Regions from separate parts of the Homo sapiens genome. Here region 2 is linked to region 1. Evidence: chromatin contacts called from ENCODE Hi-C data. All regions are on one chromosome and are shown on one strand. The core of a region is the stretch at or near the end of the contact, and the rest is flanking DNA. Distances in the headings are between cores, read along the strand shown. Region 1 overlaps PTPRJ (protein tyrosine phosphatase receptor type J). Region 2 holds the start of OR4S1 (olfactory receptor family 4 subfamily S member 1).

Region 1 (5,461 bases), core at 2,735-5,234:
TCTGCCACGCCCCTCACCTCACTGGCACTTCGATAACTGACTGGACGTGTTAATGGGTCTTTTAGGGTTCTAAAGGGTGAACCACACTTTTAAAGCCCCGGCTGTGGTTCGGAGGGTTAGTGCTGTATGCCTTTTATTTCCCTTTCCCTTTGAGGTACTGAAAGGATGAAAAGGTGGTGTCATGTTTTGGGGAGAATCTTACTTCTCAAATGGAAATTGCACTTTTTGCTGAATCCTTTGCATTTTTTTGGTAGTAAGCAGTTCATTGAGTATCAGGTCCTCAAAGGAATGAGTTGGCCCGGCTAGGGTGGGCCCTCTTGACCTAACTTCAGAGGGGGCCTTGGCTCAGTAGGTGTGAATCAGGGAAGCCACATTGTCCTCAGGGTGCTGTATGAAGCTGGGTGTGGGCGGATTCCTCCCACACCTTCACACTGGCCTGCCTCCAACTCATACAGATCTCGGAGCGGTCGGTACTTCATTCATAGGTCCCTGTTCAGGCAGCAGTTCTGTGGGCTGTGGCCCTCTCCCCTCCAATATGTCCGAAACCATTGTGATGGGTGGCAAATCCCAGGGAGCTCCTAAGCCCTGCTCTGCCCACATCACTGCCACAGAGAAGTCAGAGGAAGGGACTTGTTGCTAAAAAATCCTTTAAAAGGTTAAATACTTTAAAAGATTAAAGCAACATAACTGTAAACATATTGTATAAAAATGAAAAACACAGGAACCCTCTTCCCTTCCGCCTGGTGTGGGCTTGGGAAATGGGCAAGCGGCCCCAGCAATCATGGGAGGAACTCTTGCGGGGGAGCGGTCTGGGATTCCAAATGGGCAGGTCACACGAAGGTCACGATGCTTCTCTGCATCCTGAAAAGGGCTGGGGACAGGGCCAGTGGGGGTGGTAAGGGTATTTATAGCACAGTGCTTGAAAAGGGAAGATTAATGTGTAAATATAAAGGACACACAGGCTGGGGGTTGGTCAGAGGCAAGAGGAGGGTGCCTCTGAGCTTCAACCCCTCCCAGGAACAATGAGCTCAAATTGGAAGAGTCCAGTGGAATCGGGGGGATGGTGTGAGCACCCCTGTTCAGTCTTTGACAATTGCATACAGAAAAGCAGCTGGTATGGGTTTGGGTGTCAATGAAAGGGCCAAAGACTGGTGGCCAGCTGGTTTGGGGGATTTGGGCCATTGATAGCATCTCCCAGGAACAACGACTTTTTGCCTCCAAAGTTGGATCTAGTGATGATCAGCACCAGCAGGAAATGACATTTGGTGTCTGCCCACTGCAGCCATACTGTGACCTCCAGCCAGACTTCCGCCTAATTGACTCCACTGGATTTGTGCTCTGTTGAGTCAGAGGCTCCCGGGGGTTGGGGATCGAGGGGCGGGGGTCAGCTATGCAGCCCATCACGTGTGTTTTTCATCTGGGATGAAAAAGCCTGGTTCTCTTTTGAAATGCTTGATTGTACTTATTGAGCTAAACAAGTCTTGGTGACTGTTGTTGATTTGCCTCAAAAGTTTTAAGTCCTGGGTTTTCAGACTACTGTGTAGCAGCTGTGTGTTTAACATACTGTAGCTTTTTCTCCCTTGGGGGCACATACAAATAGGATGTGTTGATGTGGACTCTAAACTGTAATTTTCCTGTAACTATTTTGGAATGATGCATATTTCTAATGTTTGTTATACTTGTACAGAGTATTGCTGTTGGTTGCTTTTTTTTTTTTTAAGGAAAAAATGGCCTGAAAACATTTTTTTAAAGACTTACAAATACCAAATATAAAAAAATGTCAATGCATTATGCCTTTGCTTCTTTCTTTCTTCTTTTTTCCTTCTTACAATGTGCCAAGCAGTTTACTGGCCTGCATTTTACTTGGGCATCCTTAACAAAAACACATTTCTCTTTGGGATTTCCGGATTGTTTTAGTTTTCTAGGGCTGTTGTAACAAGTACCACCAACTGGTGGTTTAAACAGCAGAGATTTACTTCCTACAATTTTGGTGGCTGAAATCCAGATGTGGGCAGGGTTGGTTTCCTGTGAGGCCTTTTTTTTTTTTCTTTTTTTGAGACAGAGTCTCACTCTGTTGCTCAGAGTGGAGTGCAGAGGCGTGATCTCAGCTCACTGCAACCTCTGCCTCCTGGGTTCAAGCAGTTCTCCTGCCCCAGCCTTCAGGCGCCTCTCTTCGTAGCTTGCAGATGGCTGTCTTCTCCCCATGCCTCCACATGGTCTTCCCTCTGCTTGTCTGTGTCCTAATCTCCTTCTTTTTTTTTTTTTTTTGAGATGGAGCCTTGTTCTGTCGCCCAGGCTGGAGTGCAGTGGCATGATCTTGGCTCACTGCAACCTCTGCTTCTCGGGCTCAAGCGATTCTCCTGCCTCAACCTCCCGAGTAGTTGGGACTACAGGTGCCTGCCACCACACCCAGCTAATTTTTTTGTATTTTTAATAGAGACAGGGTTTCACCATGTTGGTCAGGCTGGTGTCGAACTCCTGACCTCGTGATCCACCCGCCTTGTCCTCCCAAAGTGCTGGGATTACAGGCGTGAGCCACCGCTCCCGGCTAATCTTATAAGGACACGAGTCATACTGGATCAGGGCCCACCCTATTGACCTAATTTTACCTTAATTACCTCTTCAAAGACACTCCAAATGTAGTCAAATTCTGTTTTAGTGGGGGTTAGGACTTGACCATATGAGTTTTGGAAGGGACCCAGTTCAGCCTGTAACACATATTCAGGGCAATTTAGTGAAGAGGAGGCTTGGAGGAAGTGGCTGTGTGTCTTAAGATTGTGTGTGTTCCCAGAAGGTTGGAGGTATGAGCCTGCAGGTGGATGGATACCCAGTTGGTTGGGGGTGTGTTATGATATAGTTAGCTCTCCTGGGCTTTCTGCTTAGGGACAGCGCTTGGGCTGCGGATAAAGTATCCATCATCTTCCTGTTTTGATTCAGGCCAAAGTTGTCCCAGAACTTTTCTGCCCACAGTGTTGGTTTAGAGGAGGCAGGGAGACACTGTATTGCTGACCTGTTATCTGCATACTTAAAAAAAAAACAAACCAAACTAGGCTACCCTGCAAAATAGCACAGCATTCTCTGCTCCTAGCACTTAGTTTGATAAAAACTACCTTACCCAGGTATAGCCTAGGAATTGAGATATTGTGGGAAAGAAAAACCGAATGATCACCTGTGGTTTTATAAAATGTAAAGCTTAAGTGAGAAAACAAATTCATAGAACTATAAACAGAGAACAATCCCAATAAGAATTAAATAAGTGCATAGAAGAAAAGAAACACAACTCTAGAATAATATAATAGTGGGATTAGGAGTGGATTTTATTTTTATATTCACCTGTTTATAGTTTCTAACTTCTCCCAATGAATATGGAGTACTTAAGAGTAACTAGTTTAAAACTTAGCACTTTTCCCTCCTTGCCTCAAAAAAGTGAAGCTACAGTATAGTTTTAAATTTACTAGTCAAGTTACAAAATTCTTTTTTTTTTTTTTTTTTTTTTTTTGGAGACAGAGTCTCGCTCTGTCACCCAGGCTGGAGTGCAGTGGCACGATCTTGGCTCACTGCAAGCTCCGCCTCCCAGGTTCACGCCATTCTCCTGCCTCAGCCTCCCTAGTAGCTGGGATTACAGGCGCCCGCCACCATGCCCGGCTAATTTTTTTGTATTTTTAGTAGAGATGGGGTTTCACCGTGTTAGCCAGGATGGTCTCCATCTCCTGACCTTGTGATCCGCCCGCCTCGGCCTCCCAAAGTGCTGGGATTACAGGCGTGAGCCACGACGCCCGGCCAAGCTTCCAAGTTCTGATAGCCATCCCATCCCTTCTGGGGTTTCACAGCTCTATTTGGGGCTGAACGTGGCAGATCTCTGGGGCCTCCAACATGAGAGCCTGGGCTTTACATTCCTGCAGGCAGGTGAAGCCTCCTGACCCAAAAGGTGAGTAGTGGGCCCCTGTTGGGGCCAGCAGTTTTGGATGATGCCACTAGATGGCGGCAGAGAACTGGGCTGTGGAAGCAATCCTTGGCTAGGCTGTGGCAGGGCAGTGGAGCACATAGGATTGGAAAAGAAACCAGGAGGTCCGTAAGGCAAGGCTAAAAACCAGCAACAGGGCGAAGGAAGCGCCCTTGCCAGCAGCTGGCAGCTTTCCGTATAATTTGTTAGATAATATGTTCATGGTAAAAAAATTTAGGAAAAGAAGGAAAATAAAAAAATCCTATGTTGTCACCATTCAACAAGATGTCCCCCAATAATCCTCCCGCCTGGTATTCACATTTTTGTGTAGCCCCTCCTCCACTGTAGCAGGGTTGGTCTGTGTGACTGGTAGATTGCAGAGAGGTGATGGCATCCCACTTCTGAGATAAAACTGTGCAGTTTCTCTCTCGCTGTCTCTCTCCCTCCAGCCCCCCTCCCACGGCACTCTCTCCAAAACCAGCTGGCATGTTCTGAGCAGCCTTGAGAGAGGCCCACGTGGTGGGCTTCTTCTGAACCTCCTGCCAACAGCTACATGAGTGGGCCTGGAAGCAGATTCTCAGGTCAGCCTTTGGATGACAGTAGCCCTGGCCGACAGCTTGACTGCAGCCTCCTGGGAGACCCCAAGCCAGAACCTACCCAGACTCCCTGACTTGCAGAAAGCATCTGAGATGATAAATGTTTACTGTTTCAAACTGCTCTGTTTTGGGATAATTTGTTACACAGCAAGAGATAACTAATATGGGCTAATATATCCCACCACATAGGAAATACCACTGTTAACATTTTACTGTAAATAATTCTGTAACCTTTAGAATTCTCACAAACACCACACACACACACCCCCCATATGTGCACACATGCATACATCTTCATCTTCATGTATTTGCTTTCATCTTTTTGCAAAACTGGAATCAAACATGTTCATATTTCTTTTTAAGATTAACATATTTCTTTGAGTAATATTTCTACTGAAGCGTAATACAGACAGAAAAATGCACTAATCATAGGTTGGCTGTTTGAATAATTGTCCAAAAATGAACACACCCATATAACCAGCACCCAAATTAAAAAGTATATACGACCAGCATGCCATAAGCCACCTTGGTGCCCCCTTTCAGCCACACCCTGGCAAAGCTAACCACTATCCTGGCTGCTAACCTTTTAAGTTGGTTCTGTGCTCAATTTTTTGAAACTTGCTTCTTTTTTAAAATTAAAAATTTTTATTTTTAGAGACGAGGTCTCACTCTGTCATGCAGGCTGCAGTGCAGTGGCACTGTAATGGCTCACCGTAGCCTCAGACTCCTGGACTCAAGTGATCCTCTCACCTCAGCCTCCTGAGTAGCTGGGACTACAGGTGCGTGCCACCACACCTGGCTAATGAAACTTGCTTTTTTTTTTTTTGAGACAGAGTTTCGCTCTTGTCACCCAGGCTGGAGTGCGATGGTATGATCTTGGCTCACTGCAACCTCTGCCTTCCGGGTTCAAGCAATTCTTCTG
Region 2 (5,619 bases), core at 2,758-5,257, 130 kb after region 1:
TCCTGGATTCATTAATTTTTTGAAGGGTTTTTTTGTGTCTCTATTTCCTTCAGTTCTGCTCTGATTTTAGTTATTTCTTGCCTTCTGCTAGCTTTTGAATGTGTTTGCTCTTGCTTCTCTAGTTCTTTTAATTGTGATGTTAGGGTGTCAATTTTGGATCTTTCCTGCTTTCTCTTGTGGGCATTTAGTGCTATAAATTTCCCTCTACACACTGCTTTGAATGTGTCCCAGAGATTCTGGTATGTTGTGTCTTTGTTCTCGTTGGTTTCAAAGAACATCTTTATTTCTGCCTTCATTTCGTTATGTACCCCGTAGCAATTCAGGAGCAGGTTTTTCAGTTTCCATGTAGTTGAGAGGTTTTGAGTGAATTTCTTAATCCTGAGTTCTAGTTTGATTGCACTGTGGTCTGAGAGACAGTTTGTTATAATTTCTCTTCTTTTACATTTGCAGAGGAGAGCTTTACTTCCAACTATGTATGTGGTGTAAGATGAGAATCTAATTTAATTATTCTGCATTTGGATATCCAGTTTTCACAGCACCATTTATTGAAGAGATTGTCTTTTCCTTATTGTGTGTTTATGGCATTTTTGTCAAAATCAATTGGACTGTAAATGTGTGGATTTATTTCTGGGCTCTCTATTCTGTTCCATTGGTCCATATGTCTGTCTTTATGTGCCAGTACCATGCTATTTTGATGACTACAAATTAGTAGTAGATTTTGAAATCACATAGTGTGTTGCTCCCAGTGTTATTCATAATTACTTAGGTCTTCTGGGTCTTTTGAAGTTGTATATGAATTTTAAGATTTCTTTCTGTGTTTGTGAAAAATGTCATTAGACTTTTGATAGGGATTTAATTGAACCTGTAGATTGATTTTGACACTATGAACATTTTAACAATGTTAATTCTTCCAGTCCATGAACATGGGACATATTTCCATTTATTAATGTCTTCTTCAATTTATTTTACCAATGTTTTATAATTTTCCATGTGCACATCTTCCAACTTTTTGGTTAAATTTATTCCAATTATTATCTTTTTCATAGTGATTCTAAACAGAATTGTTTTCCTGACTTTTTGGGATAGTTTATTGTTAATGTATAGAAATACTACTAACTTTTGAATGGTAATTTTGGATATTACAACTTTACTAAATTTGTTTATTAGTTCTAACAGCTTTTTTAGGGGGAGAGACTTTAGGATTTCTGTATCACACATCTGTAAACAGAGAAAATTTAATTTCTTCCTTTCTACTTTTGATGACTTGTACTTCATTTTATTGCTTAATTACTTAGGGTAAGAGTTCCAGTATGATGTTGAATAGAAGTGGTGAGAGTAGAAATTCTTGTCTTATTCCCAATCTTAGAGGAAAAGCTTTCAACTTTTTGCCATTGAATCTGATGTTAGTTGTGGGCTTGTCACATATGGTCTTTATTGTGTTGAGAATTACATTCTTTCTGTAATTAATTTGTTGAGAGTTTTTATCATAAAATGATGTTGAATTTTGTCAGTTTTTCTTCATCCATTGAGATGATAATATAGTTTTGGTCCTCAATTCTCTTAATGTAGTATTTGCATATATTGAACCATCCTTGTATCTCAGAGATAAATCCCACTTGATCAAAGCAGATTATCCTTTTAATGTGTTGTTGAATTTGGTTTGCTAGGATTTTATTAAGGAATTTTGCATCTATGTTCATCAGGGATATTGGCCTGTAGTCTTCTTTTCTATTAGTTTCCTAGGGTGGCTTTGGTATTAGGGTAATGTTGTCCTCATAAAATGAGTTTGGAAATATTCCCTCCTCTTCATTTTGTTTTGGAAGAGTTTGAGAAGGATTGGCATTAGTTCTTTAAATGTTTGGTAGAGTTTAGTAGTAATCCGTTCCTGGGATTTTCTTTGATGGAAAACTTTTATTATTTGTTCATTCTCTTTGTTCATTATTGGTTTGGTCATATATTCTATTTCTTCATAATTCAGTCTTGTTAGATTGTATGTGGCCAGGAATTTATCTGTTTCTTTTGGGTTATTCAATTTGTAAGTCTATAATTGTTCATAGTAGTCTTTTGTGATTCTTCATATTTCTGTGGTATGAGTTGTAATGTCTCTTCTTTCATTTCTCATTTTATTTATAAGTCTTCTCTCTTTTTTATTTGATTTTTAATGTATTTTCAATATCTGTGTTAAATTTCTCATTTTGGTTTTTTACTATGTTCCTGATTTTTTAAAAATGATTTCTCTGTATTTTCCTTTACTTCATGAAGCTTTAAAAGCAATTATGTTGAATTATTTTTCAGCCTGTTTACATACCTCCATTTCTTTGGGGTCAGCAACTTGGAAATTATTGTGTTCTTTTGGTGGTATGATTTCTTGGTGTTTCATTGTTTCTTGTTACCCTCTTATTGATGTCTGCACATTTGGTGGAGTAGTCATCTCTTGCAAATTTCATTGGCTAATTTCAGTGTGGAAAGATTTTCTCTTATGGGGCATGATGGTGCTTTGCAATCCTTGTGGCCCAGACTGACACAAGCATATAATGGGATGGACTGAGTGGGTGGGATGGATTGGTTTTGGCACCAGTGGGATGTGGCTTTATAGTCTTTGTGTGGCCCTGTTAGCTGACGTCAATGTTGACCCAGATTTGAGGGATCCTCAGTGGCCAAATTCTTGGATGTTTGCAGTGACAGCAAGGGTTTTCAGGCTCGTTGCTGGTAGTGGCTGCTAAGGTCTTCCTTATTTAATTTTCTCCCACTGGGGAAGTTGTGGCTTAGGGAACCATTTGACATGGTTCTGGTATGTGTGCTTCCTCTTGATGTTGGTGGCACAGGTGTATTTTGGGTGGCACCTATTGTGCAGCCATGTAACTGAGGCTTGGGTCATGGGCACACCTGAAGGAACTATGGTTCTGGGATCTGGAATGATAATGACACTGGTGCTTAGGGTGAAGACACTCCTGCCACCACATAGGTAACAGTGCTAGAGGTGTGAATGCTTTGAAGCAGCCAGGGAGCCAAGAATGGGAGCATAGATATATGTAGAGTTACAATGGCTCTGGAGTTGGGGTAGGGACTAACTTTCTGTGGAGGGTGAACTGGTGCCCAAAGTGTGGGCATGCCCAGAGAGACCTTGACTCCAGGGCCCAGAGCTTGCTCTAGTGATGGCCCAGTGTCTGATACATGGGTGGGTGCAGTGCAGTCCCAGACCCTGGGTCTGAGTGTGAGCTCTCAAGGGGCAGCTGCAGTTTGGGGTTTGCATGGTGTTGGGGAGGTGGCAGCTCCTTTTCCAAAGTAGCTCAATAGCATCTGCTTCTTGCAGGTGGAGGCAGTACAGTTGTGTCTCCCTCTCTAGGGTTTCCTGGTGGGAATGGCTCTTGGTTATCTCAGTGGCATAAATGCTAGCGTTCTCTGCAAAGCAGGGATCTTGATGACTACCACCACATGGCTGATACTAATTGCCTCAACCTTTCCTGTTTGTTCCTAACCATCTCCTGGCATCTCAAGTATGCAGATATCACTAGAAATCCTTCGTGTGCGGCTATTCTCCATGTTTTTGCTCCTCTGTATTGCTGCAGATTCTTTAATGGGCCCTTGAACCCTCGCAGACCTATTTTGGTTTGTGGATAGCTGTCTCTCTCTCGCTCTAGAGATATATATATAAGATATACATATTTATATATTATATATTTAAGATATATATATTTATATATTATAGATTTATATATATTATTATATATAATATAAATTATATATTATATATATAATATATATTATAATATATATTATATATTATATATATATAATATATATTATTATATATAATATATAATTTATATATATATATAATAATATATTATATATATTATATATGTATTTTTTGTGATGGGGATGAAGGCTAGTATCTTTCTTACTCCATAATCTTGGTGGTATCTCAGAAAACTTTCTTATGTCTCATAATTTATGTCTTTGCAGAGCCAGCCAGCCACTTTGTCGGTCATCAGGGCAGATAATCCATGGGTGCCAAGAACAATGTGACTGAGTTTGTTTTATTTGGCCTTTTTGAGAGCAGAGAGATGCAGCATACATGCTTTGTGGTATTCTTCCTCTTTCATGTGCTCACTGTCCTGGGGAACCTTCTGGTCATCATCACCATCAATGCTAGAAAGACCCTGAAGTCTCCCATGTATTTCTTCCTGAGCCAGTTGTCTTTTGCTGACATATGTTATCCATCCACTACCATACCCAAGATGATTGCTGACACTTTTGTGGAGCATAAGATCATCTCCTTCAATGGCTGCATGACCCAGCTCTTTTCTGCCCACTTCTTTGGTGGCACTGAGATCTTCCTCCTTACAGCCATGGCCTATGACCGCTATGTGGCCATCTGTAGGCCCCTGCACTACACAGCCATCATGGATTGCCGGAAGTGTGGCCTGCTAGCGGGGGCCTCCTGGTTAGCTGGCTTCCTGCATTCCATCCTGCAGACCCTCCTCACGGTTCAGCTGCCTTTTTGTGGGCCCAATGAGATAGACAACTTCTTCTGTGATGTTCATCCCCTGCTCAAGTTGGCCTGTGCAGACACCTACATGGTAGGTCTCATCGTGGTGGCCAACAGCGGTATGATTTCTTTAGCATCCTTTTTTATCCTTATCATTTCCTATGTTATCATCTTACTGAACCTAAGAAGCCAGTCATCTGAGGACCGGCGTAAGGCTGTCTCCACATGTGGCTCACACGTAATCACTGTCCTTTTGGTTCTCATGCCCCCCATGTTCATGTACATTCGTCCCTCCACCACCCTGGCTGCTGACAAACTTATCATCCTCTTTAACATTGTGATGCCACCTTTGCTGAACCCTTTGATCTATACACTAAGGAACAACGATGTGAAAAATGCCATGAGGAAGCTGTTTAGGGTCAAGAGGAGCTTAGGGGAGAAGTGACATTCCAGAGAATCTCAATCCAGCTAGGAAATTGGGAGACTTTCCATCTTGTAGCATCTAACACAGCCTTTTTATTTCCAGTCTGATGTTTGCAATGGCAATTATCCTCCTAGCTCTTGTTGTTATAATAATTCCACATATTCTTTCAATCCTTTATTCATTAAATATTTATTGGATGTTTACAGTGAGTGAGAATACAAATAAAAGTAAGATATAATCTTTCCCTCAAGGAGAGTACAGTCCAGGATGCTTTTAGTGCGATATTTAAGAGCTCATTCAGGAAACGTGTGAGGGCCTGTGAATGAGGGAGTGTCTTGGAAGTCCAGATATCTCATTGATAAATGAATAAAATCACTACATAATTCCTTTGTGTTGGCTAACACAGTGCTCAATGGAATTCATTCTTTTCTTTTAAGAGTAAAGAGCCACTTTACTCTTACCCTTTCATGCTCTCAGCAGGCAGATAAATAAATAAATAAGTAAATAAATAATGTGGAGAGGTCAAGGGATTTACTAAAAGTTACACTTTAACTCCAGAGCAGGGTGAGGACTAGAACACAGGTCCCTAAGTCAGCTTTCAGAGCTTTTCCTCAGGACCTCTTGATAAAGTGTGACTAAATGGACACCAAGCAGGAATGACCAAGAACTTTTGAAAGACCAGGAATGATGGTGATGATGACTT

Evidence for each region. A loop is a pair of places that touch in the nucleus more often than their neighbours do. Pooled maps may share reads with other maps.
Region 2: a map of heart right ventricle shows a loop between it and region 1 (6-fold over the local background). The contact joins the promoter of OR4S1 here to the enhancer-like site in region 1. A Hi-C loop is called at or near these places in 23 of 168 maps with a recorded cell type or tissue (A673, CD4-positive, alpha-beta T cell, CD4-positive, alpha-beta memory T cell and 15 more), 15 of 37 single-sample maps with no recorded cell type and 28 of 50 pooled maps.

What each region holds. Positions count from the first base shown.
Region 1 is chr11:48,169,052-48,174,512 of GRCh38, forward strand. It overlaps PTPRJ (protein tyrosine phosphatase receptor type J), which reads left to right. Exons shown (of 25, transcript NM_002843.4): 25 at 1-1,788. Among named protein-coding and RNA genes, the nearest start is that of OR4B1, 45 kb to the right of the region's middle. Within about 2 kb of position 3,985, at least 4 of the 41 ENCODE cell types and tissues checked have a DNase peak (open chromatin) inside an H3K27ac peak, as active enhancers do; they include heart left ventricle and heart right ventricle, where a contact is called at or near this core.
Region 2 is chr11:48,302,216-48,307,834 of GRCh38, forward strand. It overlaps OR4S1 (olfactory receptor family 4 subfamily S member 1), which reads left to right and starts at 4,008. Exons shown (of 1, transcript NM_001004725.1): 1 at 4,008-4,937. The coding sequence starts at 4,008. The coding sequence ends at 4,937.